2 separate regions of the Homo sapiens genome follow, and region 1 is linked to region 2. A link is an interaction called in ENCODE POLR2A ChIA-PET data of the cell type or tissue named here. Cell type or tissue: PC-3. All regions are shown on one strand. Each heading gives the region's core, and the rest is flanking DNA. Links, peaks and the distances in the headings are about the cores only.

Evidence for each region. ChIA-PET counts read pairs that join two places held together with the same protein. Peaks named below come from ENCODE experiments on the same cell type or tissue, not always from the same donor. Only the 100,000 strongest peaks of a DNase experiment are listed, where the experiment ranks them.
Region 1: POLR2A ChIA-PET joins it to region 2 with 9 read pairs; 2 of 35 experiments call an interaction of 5 or more read pairs at or near these places.

Annotation. Positions count from the first base shown.
Region 1 is chr7:134,395,864-134,401,245 of GRCh38, forward strand. No RefSeq gene overlaps it. Among named protein-coding and RNA genes, the nearest start is that of LINC03060, 34 kb to the right of the region's middle. In PC-3, for the core only: no CTCF peak of the experiment used is centred there; no DNase peak of the experiment used is centred there.
Region 2 is chr7:134,617,656-134,623,037 of GRCh38, forward strand. It overlaps LOC124901750 (a long non-coding RNA gene), which reads right to left. Exons shown (of 2, transcript XR_007060537.1): 2 at 1,432-2,293. Among named protein-coding and RNA genes, the nearest start is that of BPGM, 27 kb to the right of the region's middle. In PC-3, for the core only: a CTCF peak has its summit at 4,814 (motif pointing right); DNase peaks (open chromatin) are centred at 1,676 and 2,506; H3K27ac peaks cover 3,465 bases.

The sequences.
Region 1 (5,382 bases), core at 107-5,106, 220 kb before region 2:
GTAAGTCATGGAACACCTTGTAGGTCACCGGAAAGACTTGAAATTTTACCCCGAGTGAGATAGGGAGCCCCTGGGAGATCATAGGAGAGGAGTTACACCATCTGATTTATTGTTTAAAAGATTCATCTCACCATTGTGAGAAGAATAGGCTGCAGTGGGATTAAGAGTGCAACTAGGAGACCTGATCCAAGTCCTCTGGACTTGGTGGGGAAAACCTTCACAGCCGAGCCCAGAATCAAGATCATGTCTCATTTAACATTCTCAACTATTTAAAAGAAGAGATTGGCTCCCCATGCAGCTGGGGGAACTGAAACTCTAGGGAGCACACTGCACTTGTGAGAGGTGCTGGGAGTCAGGGAGTATTTCAGTGAAGCCACTTTGACTACTTCTTCGTTTCCAGGCAAGGGTTTCCCACTCGCCCAGTCTTGTGACTTCTATAGTCACAATTGGCACATAACTATGAGCTTCCAAAGAAAATGTCAAATCTGTGCCCTTGTCGTGATTGAGGTTGATAACGTTGTGTTGTTGTGTTATTGAAGACCTACCTCAGAATTTTTAATTCAGGAGCTCCTGGGAATGGAAGCAAAACTGACCTCAACTCCCGCTTCCTCTGACCTGTGCAATATCATTCCTTCCCTCTTTAAAGAGGGGCCTCTCCAGGATTGGAAGAACCTCAGCACGCGGCCAGCTGCCAGTAACCAAATCTGTGTAGTTTCCAATGGGAACTCCACTTCCGTCCCAGTGTTCTCTTCCATTCCATTCCATTCTGTGCCATCCCATGCCACTCCCTTCCCTGCCACTCCAAGCTATTAGAATTGGAGACAGAGACCCCAATTACTTTTAATCCTCAGAATTATCCCATTCTTAGGACCTATTGTTGTCCCTACTTGATAAATGAGGAGCTACAGACCCAGCAAGGTTACATAATGTCTCAGGGTCGCCGGGTAATGAAGGTGTCCAGGGCTGCTTGCCCCTGAAGCCTAGGCTCTTCCCAAGGCGTGCTGAAGACAGACTAGCAAGAGAGACCTGAATCTTCCCACGGACCCCCTCACCACACAGCCATGCTGCTCAATTGCAGAGAGAAAATGTGGGAGGCAAAGAGGTCGATGGCAAACGTCTTTATTTCCTTTGGCCATGTGATACCCTCTCTCTAAGTAGGTTTGAAGGGAATGGTGGGGTAAGTGCAGAGAGGAGGATGATTAGCCGGGAGGGTTTAGGGAGCCAGACTGTGAGAGGTGCCCAGGAGAGGAGAATTTCTTTTTTTTGTTTTGTTTTGTTTTGAGATGGAGTTTCATTCTTGTTGCCCAGGCTGGAGTGTAATGGCACGATCTTGACTCACTGCAACCTGTGCCTCTTGGGTTCAAGTGATTCTCCTGCCTCAGCCTCCCAAGTGGCTGAAACTACAGGCGTGTGCCACTATGCCCAGCGAATTTTTTTGTATTTTTAGTAGAGACGGGGTTTCACCATTTTGGCCAGGATGGTCTTGAACTCCTGACCTTAAGTGATCCACCTGCCTCAGCCTCCCAAAGTGCTGGGATTACAGGCATGAGCCACTGAGCCCAGCCAAGGTGAACTTCTTTATTTTTCACCTATTCTTTCTAAGTGGTTCCCAAGTGGGGGTGCTGATGGCTAATGAGGAAAAAGAGAAGTTACGTTTCTCTTAAAAGCTTTGGGGATGGAGTGGACCTTTCTTTTAGGTGGGAGGTGAAGCCAGGGAAGGAGTGAAGCCAGGTGGGTATTAGACCAGGTAGAAGTCAGTCCAGGTGGAGGTCAGTCCAAGTGGAGGTCAGTCCAGGTGGAGGCCAGGCCTGTTGGAGGTGTCAGGCGTGCTGTGGGGCTTCAGAACTCATCGTGGGAGGAGGTCAGGCTGGCCTGGATGCCCAGGTCCCTGCTGTGGTCCCCAGCAGTTGCGGTCCCTAGCAGTCCTCGTCCCCAGCGACTCTCAGCCTTGTCCCAGGCTGCTTCTCACCATGACTGAGTAGAAAATCCTTTGGTCACATAAGGTGAATGGATTTACTCAGGGAGGGGCCCCTATTTTAAGGTGCCATGGCCTCAGGGAGATGGGGGAAGATGTCAAAGGGGCTCCAGCTGGCTGATGACTCTGGGGCTGGTAGTATTCATGTCCACAGACCAGATCATTAACCAGCTGAGTTATAAACTCCAAAAGCAGCAATAGGTTGACTCCAAACCGCATGCCCGTGGCAGGGAGAGGGTGGCCAGCTGGGAGATGGTGTTTACTCTCTTGCTGTCCCCAAATCCTGAAGGTCATTTTAATTAACTTTCAAACAGCTTTTCTACTTTTTGGTCTTTGAGTTTGTACTTATGGCTACACACGCCCACCCACACATAATCCCATTTTAATGAAATCAGGGGAACATCAAAATCACTATACTGTATCACTGTCTCGTTAAAATGAACATATCTCGCCATAGCAGAGTAGAAGGGCTGCTTTGTGGCTTATTAGTATTTTTAATTATTTAAAGCAAACTTTCCACACACTGTTGTGTTAGTAAATCAAGGTCAAGTTTTTTTTTTTTTATTTTAACTTTTTATAAACAAGAAGGGATTTTTTTTTGCAGCTTCCAAAGTAAGCTGCCGAAGAAGGAAAGGCTGGGACTAGCTTTGAATATGATATCAGATTCCTGGTAAAATTTGATGTGTTTTTCAAAACACACTGCTAATATCTGGAGTGGAGTTATACACATTTATGGGAGCAAGTGTTGGTGGGAACCACCGTGGGGAAGTAGTGGGGAAAATGAAAGGATATACAATTAGCTCTGGGTGGAAATTAACTGCGTAGTGCTGCAGAAAGGGCCATAACTGTGAATCACTACATTTAAAATAAAAGTGATCATAGCAACCTAAATAACCAAAGTATTTTTCCATGTGTATGTGAGGGTGTACGGGCAGGGGAGGCGCGATCTGGGAACTGAAGACTGGGTCTGAGCTGGCTTCCAAGGTGGTGGGCTGGCCAGTCCCCAGAAACAACGAGGCTCTGTGGACTGGGAAGGGCTGCTGGGGGTTGGCACAGAAAGAAGGAAATCAGTGATGCTATGGGCAAGGGGAAGGGGTCCCCCCACCCCCCAGCCACCAAGACGGTTATAAACTCAGGGTCATGGTCAAGGGTAAACTTGAGGGCTCTGAGTGATTTCAGCACCCAGCTGGGGATGCCTTGGAAGGGGAGGTGGAGGGCTTTGGGGAGGCATTAGCTGTTTCCCAGAGAGCTGGAGAACTGGGAACATGACAGTTTGGGGACTCAGGAAAACTGATACTGATGAGCACCTAAAGTATTCCAAATGGAATTCTTAGTGACTCTGTTTCATCCACCTAGTAGGGATTCTCTGTTAAATTGTTTTATCTAGCATCTGTATCACTTGGGGTCCCAATAGGAAACAGATGGCACTCTCGAGCTGGGTAATTGAGAAGCGTTCAATAAAGAGACTATTTGCAAAGGTGTAGGCACCGTGTGATGTAAGGAAAACACAAGGGATGTGCAGAGGGCTGGCAAATAACATAGGGAGAGCATCATGACCCCATCACCTGGAGGGGAGGGGAGGAAGCACTACGAGTCCTGGGGAGTGAGAGGACCACCTTGGTAGATGGGCCAAGAAGCCTGAGCCAACCTACCAGGAAAAAGCCATGGGAAGAAATACCCCAACCTCTCTCTCCCTCCACCCTGCAATCACCTGCTGACTCCTGCTGACCTATCTCAACCTGAAGCCAAACAATAGTGGGGGCTAGTAAGTCCAAAATCTGTAGGGCAAATGGCAGGTATGAAAGATGCGGGGAAGAGTAGATGTTGCAGCCTTGAGTCCTCAGGCTGGAAACCCAGGCAGAATTTCTATGTTACAGCCTGGAGGCAGAATTCTTTCTTCTTTGGGAAATCTGTATTCATTCTGAAGACCTTCAACTGATTGGATGAAGCCCACTTATATTATGGAGGGCAATCTGCTTTACTTAAACTAATTGTAAATAATAATATAATCTAGAAAATAACTTTACAGGAACATCTAGACTGGTCTTTGACCAAACAAGTGGTCACCATAGTCTAGCCAAGCTGGCACATAAAATGAACCATGACAGTCCTTGTGGTCGGGCAAAATAGAAGTAGGGTTGTGCTGAGGTTCAATGAGGACCTTAAAGTTTAAATGTCACTCTCACTCATGTTGACTTATCTAATCCTCAAAACCATATGGTGAAACAAGTATTACCATCCATAATTTATAGATGTTGCAACTAAGGCTCAGAGAAATACTTGCTTAAGGACAGAAAGCTGGAAAATTGTAGAGGCAAGACTCAAATTCAAGTCTTCTGACGTCAAGCCTAGATAGTTTCTAAGTGGGTAATACAATATTTTTAAGTCCCATTAGGAAATCATGTGGGATCAGGAGGTTACTTAAAAATAACAATGGGGCTGGGCACGGTGGCTCATGCCTGTAATCCGAGCACTTTGGGAGGCCGAGGTGGGAGGATCACTTGAGGTCAGGAGTTTGAGACCAGCCTGGCCAATGTGGTGAAACCCCCATCTCTATTAAAAATACAAAAATTAGCCCAGCATGGTGGTGCGTGCCTGTAATCCTAGCTACTTGGGAGGCTGAAGCATAAGAATCACTTGAACCTGAGAGGCAGAGGTTGCAGTGAGCTGAGACTGTGCCACTGCACTCTGGCCTCGGTGACAGAGTGAGACTCTGTCTCAAAGGAGCCAAAACAAAACAACAACAAAAAACAAAGACAAAATGGAGGAGTAAGCTTGTGGATGAAAATGATGTGCCATGTGTTAATAATTGTTGGAGGTTCATTATATTTTCTCTACACTCTGGAATGTGATAATTTCCATAATAAAATATTAAATATAGTGTCATGGCTCTGTGAGCAGTTTGCTATTTTGTCAAGTTGAGCTCTTCACTTGAGCCCTATCGTTTGTAGCCATGTGAAGCCAAGGCCTTTGAATCTCAGTTGGCTTTTCCCTATTTGCTTTTGAAGGGTAGTCTTTGCTGAGGGGTAAGGAAGGTTATGGCGGGCATTTTGCTGTCGGGTTACACTGAGCACCTTCTGATGACACCAACCCTGTAACTGTGTGAGCTGACATGCAGGTCTTGCCATGATGTGCTGGTTACAAGCACACTCTGCAGCTAGGCTGCCTGCATTTGACTCTTGCCTTGGCCACTTACAGCTATATGGCCTCATCAAGCCACACCTCAGCTTTGCCATCTGGAAATAGGACAATGATAGTGCCTACTCCTAGGTTTTTTATGAGGACAGGATGACTAGTGTCTGGGATATAGAAGGTACTATGTGAGTGTACATTAAATGAAGCCCATGAAACTCTTATTACAAAAAAGAGAAATCAACTTTTGGCTGTATGTGAGTTTTTGAGGTTCT
Region 2 (5,382 bases), core at 150-5,149:
AGAGGCTGAGTATGTTACAATCACAGGGACTATAAAAAGCAAGGAAGGTGTGTGTGAAGTAGCTCCACCTTTCTCCAGTAAACATGTCTTACTCTAGGTGTCTTACAGCAGAGTTCACATCCCTTCATGAGCCTCTGGTCAAAGATTCTAGTAAGAAAACTCTTGGAGACCTGAAGCTGGATAATCAGGACCTCTATTTTACCCCTAGATAATGGGAGTTAAGGCACTGCGTCTTTCTGTCCTAGTATCCAGTTTATCTAGTTTCTGGACAAGGTCAAACAGCTCAGTTGTAGATACTCAAAAGACAACCTTAGCAGTAAGCCACAAGATGTGTGCAACAAAGAAGGTGCATAGTGCGTTGAACGGTGTCCTCCCAAAAAGATATGCTCAAATCCTAATTCCCAGAACCTGTGAATGTATGCTTATTTGGAAAGGAGGCCTTTGCAGATATAATTAAGGATCTTGGGATGAGATTATCCTAGATTCAGGGTGGGCCCTAAATCCACTGATTGATATACTTAAGACAAAAGAGAGGGAACTTTGAGACACATGGAAGCACAGATGAAGGTTTCATGAAGCACGAGGCAGAGGTTAGAGTGCTGTGTCCACAAGGGCCAAGGATTGCTGGAAACCAGAGGCGAGGAGAGAGGCATGGAACAGATTCTCCCTCAGATCCCCCAGGAGGAACCAACCCTGCAGACACCTTGATTTCAGACTTCTGACCTACTTAACTGTGAGAGAATACATTTCTGTTGTTTTCAGCCACAAATTTGTGGTTCTTTGTTAAGGTAGCCCTAGGAAACTGATACAGGGTGGGAACTCCTATTTTAGTCGTGTGAAGAGTGAATGGTCTGGAAAAACACAATGATGTATTCATGTGGCTAGGGAGACTAAGACCACCTGTAGTCCCTGAAACTTTGGGGGTAATCTCCTTCAAGTTCCCTTTAGAAAAATATGGCTCCTCTTCCAGAAACCACATATCCTGATAGTCTGAAATATCTGTAGTTATTTTTAGGCCATTGTTCCATTTCCATGGAAGTGTTTGCAAAATTAGCCGGACATGGTGGCACGCAGTAGTCCCAGCTACTGGGGAGGCTGAGGCGGGAGGATCACTTGTGCCCAGGAGTTCATGGTTGCAGTGAGCTCTGATCACGCCACTGTACTCCAGCCTGAGTGACAGAGTGAGACCGTGTCCCAGGAAAAAAAAAAAGAAAAAAAGAAAGAGTTTGCAAATATTTTGTTTCCCAGGAAGTCATAATACCCTTATGATTCAGTCAGCCTGATTCTGCAGTCCTGAAATCTCGGCTTGCAGCAGATGTGTGCTGAGAAGGCTGTGCTTACAGAGAGCAGCCTCCCAGATCCCTGTATGCCCTGATTCCTGGCTTGTCTCATCTGGAATAAAAAGAAGTAACAACCAACACTGCACTTTGATGCTTTTATTCATTTGCTGCTTTTATTCATCTGTTCTCCACCTCAAGTGCCCTCACCCCACTTGGGGAGTCCTGGCTTATCCTTCAAGACTTGCCCAAATGCCTTCTGCCCTGTGAAGTCCTCCTTGAAACTGAAGAAGCAATTATTCTTCCTTCTACGTTCCCACAGAACTCTGCACCTCTATTAAAGGACTTATTAAATTCTATTACAGCTTAGTTTTTATGTAACTGTCTTCCCTGAAACACTCCAGAGGTGGCATCATGACTTACTCATGTCTGAATCACCAGCACTTAATCTAGAACCTAGCTCAATAGTTTTCATATAAATTAAGAAAAGCAATACCTTAGAAAATCTCTAGTAGCCAAATTCAAAGTTTCTCTAAAGTGTACAACTGCTATGATTTAACTTCCTCTATTTTGGATTTCAAGCCACTAGAATTTGGAACAGGAACAAAGTAGTGCAGAAATTATTGTGTACTATGTGAGCAGAGTTCAGTGCAAAATTATGGAGGTATGTAAGTGTTTGTAGCTTTGGCATTATGGTCAGGGGAAACTTCTTTCCTTCAGAGGAAAAGGGCAGTGTCATCCCTGGGATCACAAGCTTCTTGAACATGTGGAAGGTGGGTTCTTCCTATTTTGGATTTCAGCTCAGCAAAGGCTTTCCTGAATTAATCACTGAAGAAGCACACGGCACCATATTTCCTTCATCTGGTCACTGCAGAAAGCAAAAATGTTTATACCAGATGGTGCTCAATGTGATGTCATCATTCCATGGTTTATCCAAATTCCCTCTTTCATCATGTTTTGCTTGGAGTTACACCTGGAGTTTTATGTATCTGCAAATATTCAGAATGAATTCTCAGCTGTGGAAGAAAAAAATAGATGATGCTCTAAGCTTATGTGTAAATATCCTTTGTAGAAAAGATGAAACATTTCAATGAATAAAAGCTGAGGGCAAAAGGAAGGTTTGAGTAGGTAAGTGGTGTATGTTCCCATGGGAACAAGCAGCTGCTGCCAACAAATGCATGAGAAAAGGCTATAGAGTCTTTCTATGATTCAGGCTAAAACTAAATTTGTAAAGGAGTCGAAACACACATGAATCATCCCCTCTTGTCCACTGTGATCATGACTATCTCCAAGTCAAAAGCTAGCCAAGAATCACAATGAAGACTAGCCTGTTGTGACAACTGAAGTTGTTTGCACTAAATATCTCCACCAAGGAATTCCAACAGCTTCTAACATCTACCACATAACAATTTAGATTAATTGGCCTATTAAGACCCTCATAATCTGGCACCATGATCTCTATCCCATCTAATTTCTGACCACTTTCCTATATGGGCTAAGGTGGTCTCACTATTCCCTGAACATTCTTGTTCATTCTTAACTCCAAAACCTTTCTCATATACTTTCTCTGTCTTCTAGCACTGTTTCCTTCTTCTTCATCTATTCAAACCAATTTATTCTTAAATTCCAGTGCTAGGATTATCTGATCTGTGAGGTTTGTCATGATTGCAAATCATACTGTTTCTCCCTGCTCTGGATTTCTGTACTGTCCCTCAAGAACTGGAGGTGCAAGCTAATGTTTCTATTGATGTCAATCATCATTAATGGACACTCTTTGGTTCACACACTGTGCTAGCAGCATAATGGACATTTCCTGTTGTTCTGCTCCCTATTTTCTTTGCTGTTCCTTTGTTTCAAACCATTTAAAATAGTTTTTTTCCCCTTCCTCCCGATGATCAATATAACTAAGGGCTTTTTGTTCCTCTTCAATCCTATATAAGGAAAATATTTTCCTCCCCTTCTTAAGATAGGAAAGAATTGGTGGATACTAAGCTTGGTGAAATCTGTTGGAATCTTCAACTTTAACCCCTTCCAAATTGAGGGGCTCAAATAAACCTTAGTTAAAGCACAAATTAGTTACTAATTAGGGAGCTCCTGTACAGATAAGGGAGTATTAGTTTTGGACCATTTGGCCACTTTTTTGGATATCCAGATTGTAGAATTACCAACAGGCATACTCATTGGTGTGTACTGAGTCTCAGACAGGATTCAGAATGAGAGTAATTCTTTTGGGATCTGAACCTTGCAGGAAAATAAAAATAGACAAAGCTTGATTAGGGTCTCAAAGTCTGGCAATACCAGTTTAACCATGAACAGATAATGAAATCTTCATAATAACATTTGATTGGTATCTAAAACCCCAAAATGCCTCTATTTCTAGGGCAATACTATCTCTACATTTTAAAAAAGTTTCTGGATGCCAAGATATTTAGCTTGATTTTATTTATTTATTTTTTATTTCAACAGGTTTTTGGAAAACAGGTGGTATTTGATTACATGGATAAGTTATTTAGTGATGATTTCTGAGATTTTTGTACACCCATCACCTGAGTAGTGTACACTGTAAAGTCACTCTTGTTCACTTACGAAGAATGAGAAGAAAAACTCTGAAACAAAAATTCTCCTGCCTTTAATTGAACAAACTGTAGCCCACTCTAGAATGACTTTTCTGTAGCTGGCCCACTGTGGTAGAGTACTTTCAAAAATATTCACTCCTTCCCCCTTTTACCTCCACAAGGGAAATATCCTTCCCCAAATCCTTGACTTTGGGTTTGGCTGCATGGCTTGCCTTGGCAGATGTGACAGAAATAGGGGGTTGAAATGTGCTTGAGTGGTTGGGCCTGGCCTCTTGCACCCCTATCATTGCAACGAGAAGAGTGTGTCTTGACTAGTCATTGCAACGAGAAGAGTGTGTCTTGACTAGTCACTGGTCCAAGGCACATGAAGAAGATGAAGCAGAGCCACCCAGCTGACCTGCAGCTCTGTGAGATTAAATGATTGCTATTTTAAGATACCGAGTTTTGGGGTGGTTTGTGACACAGAATTTTTGTGGCAATAGCTGATACACATCCCAATAGCTCCACAAACGGTCATTATCTTCCCAAGTTCTGTTTCTGTCCCCAGAAAATATCATTCTTGACCGAAAAAATGCAAATATAATATTTTCCTATGGGCTTCTAACTCAAACGGCATAGGGTGTTTCAGAAAAATGTTCCTATTTAATTAGTTCAGTTTGTTTTTATTCCTGACATCATGCTTCCCTCTAAGTACTGTGAGTGCACAGAGGGAAATGTGAGTCTGTGTGCTCAGGTACTTTTTAAATTTCAGGCTTAGGGGAGTCTATGATCCCTAAGTCTGACACTGTCTCATGAACTGTGAAGAACTTGAAGACAGGAGGCTCTATCAGCCTCTCAGCAAGAGAGACAGCACACTCAGCTTTGTTGTGTAGAGGCTTTTTCATAAAGGAAATATTTAGAGGTGTGGTTCGGGTTAGAGGAACTAGCAAGGGATGTTGAGGTGCCCAGACACTAGGAATAGCAGGGAGTTCTGATGATCCCCAGGCCTGAACAGTAGGGGGAGAAAACGCAATTTTTGGAGACTGGCTAAGAGTTAGAGTCAAGATGGGCTGCCCAACGGTAGCTATAGTTTGAGTGATGAGGCCATTGATAGAACCACGGTGAAGCAGATGGTGAGTGGGAATAAATGGTGAGGAGAGATATATTGAAAATAAATATTCCAACATCTTCTCCTCCCACTGACCAGAGGGCAAGGGAACCTCGGTAACACAGTACCTAGAGGTCAGGTTCCCAGGACAAAGAACATAACAGAACACAGAATAAATCTGCAACGAATCAAAGAACAACCACAACAGATGTTTATGAATACTTGCCCCAGTTTTCTCAGGAAAGAAGGCATGGGGAAAGGGAGGGCAAGAAATGAGTTGCGTTTACAAGGAAATTGGTTACAGAGAGTTTACAAAGTCTTCAATTTTGAATTGAGTAGCAAAAAGATGGAAAATTAGATGACCTGTGACTGGGCCAGTAGATGTCTTTGCATTGCATATATCAACCTCAAGCACTTCTCTAAAAGTATCATGAGACAAAAC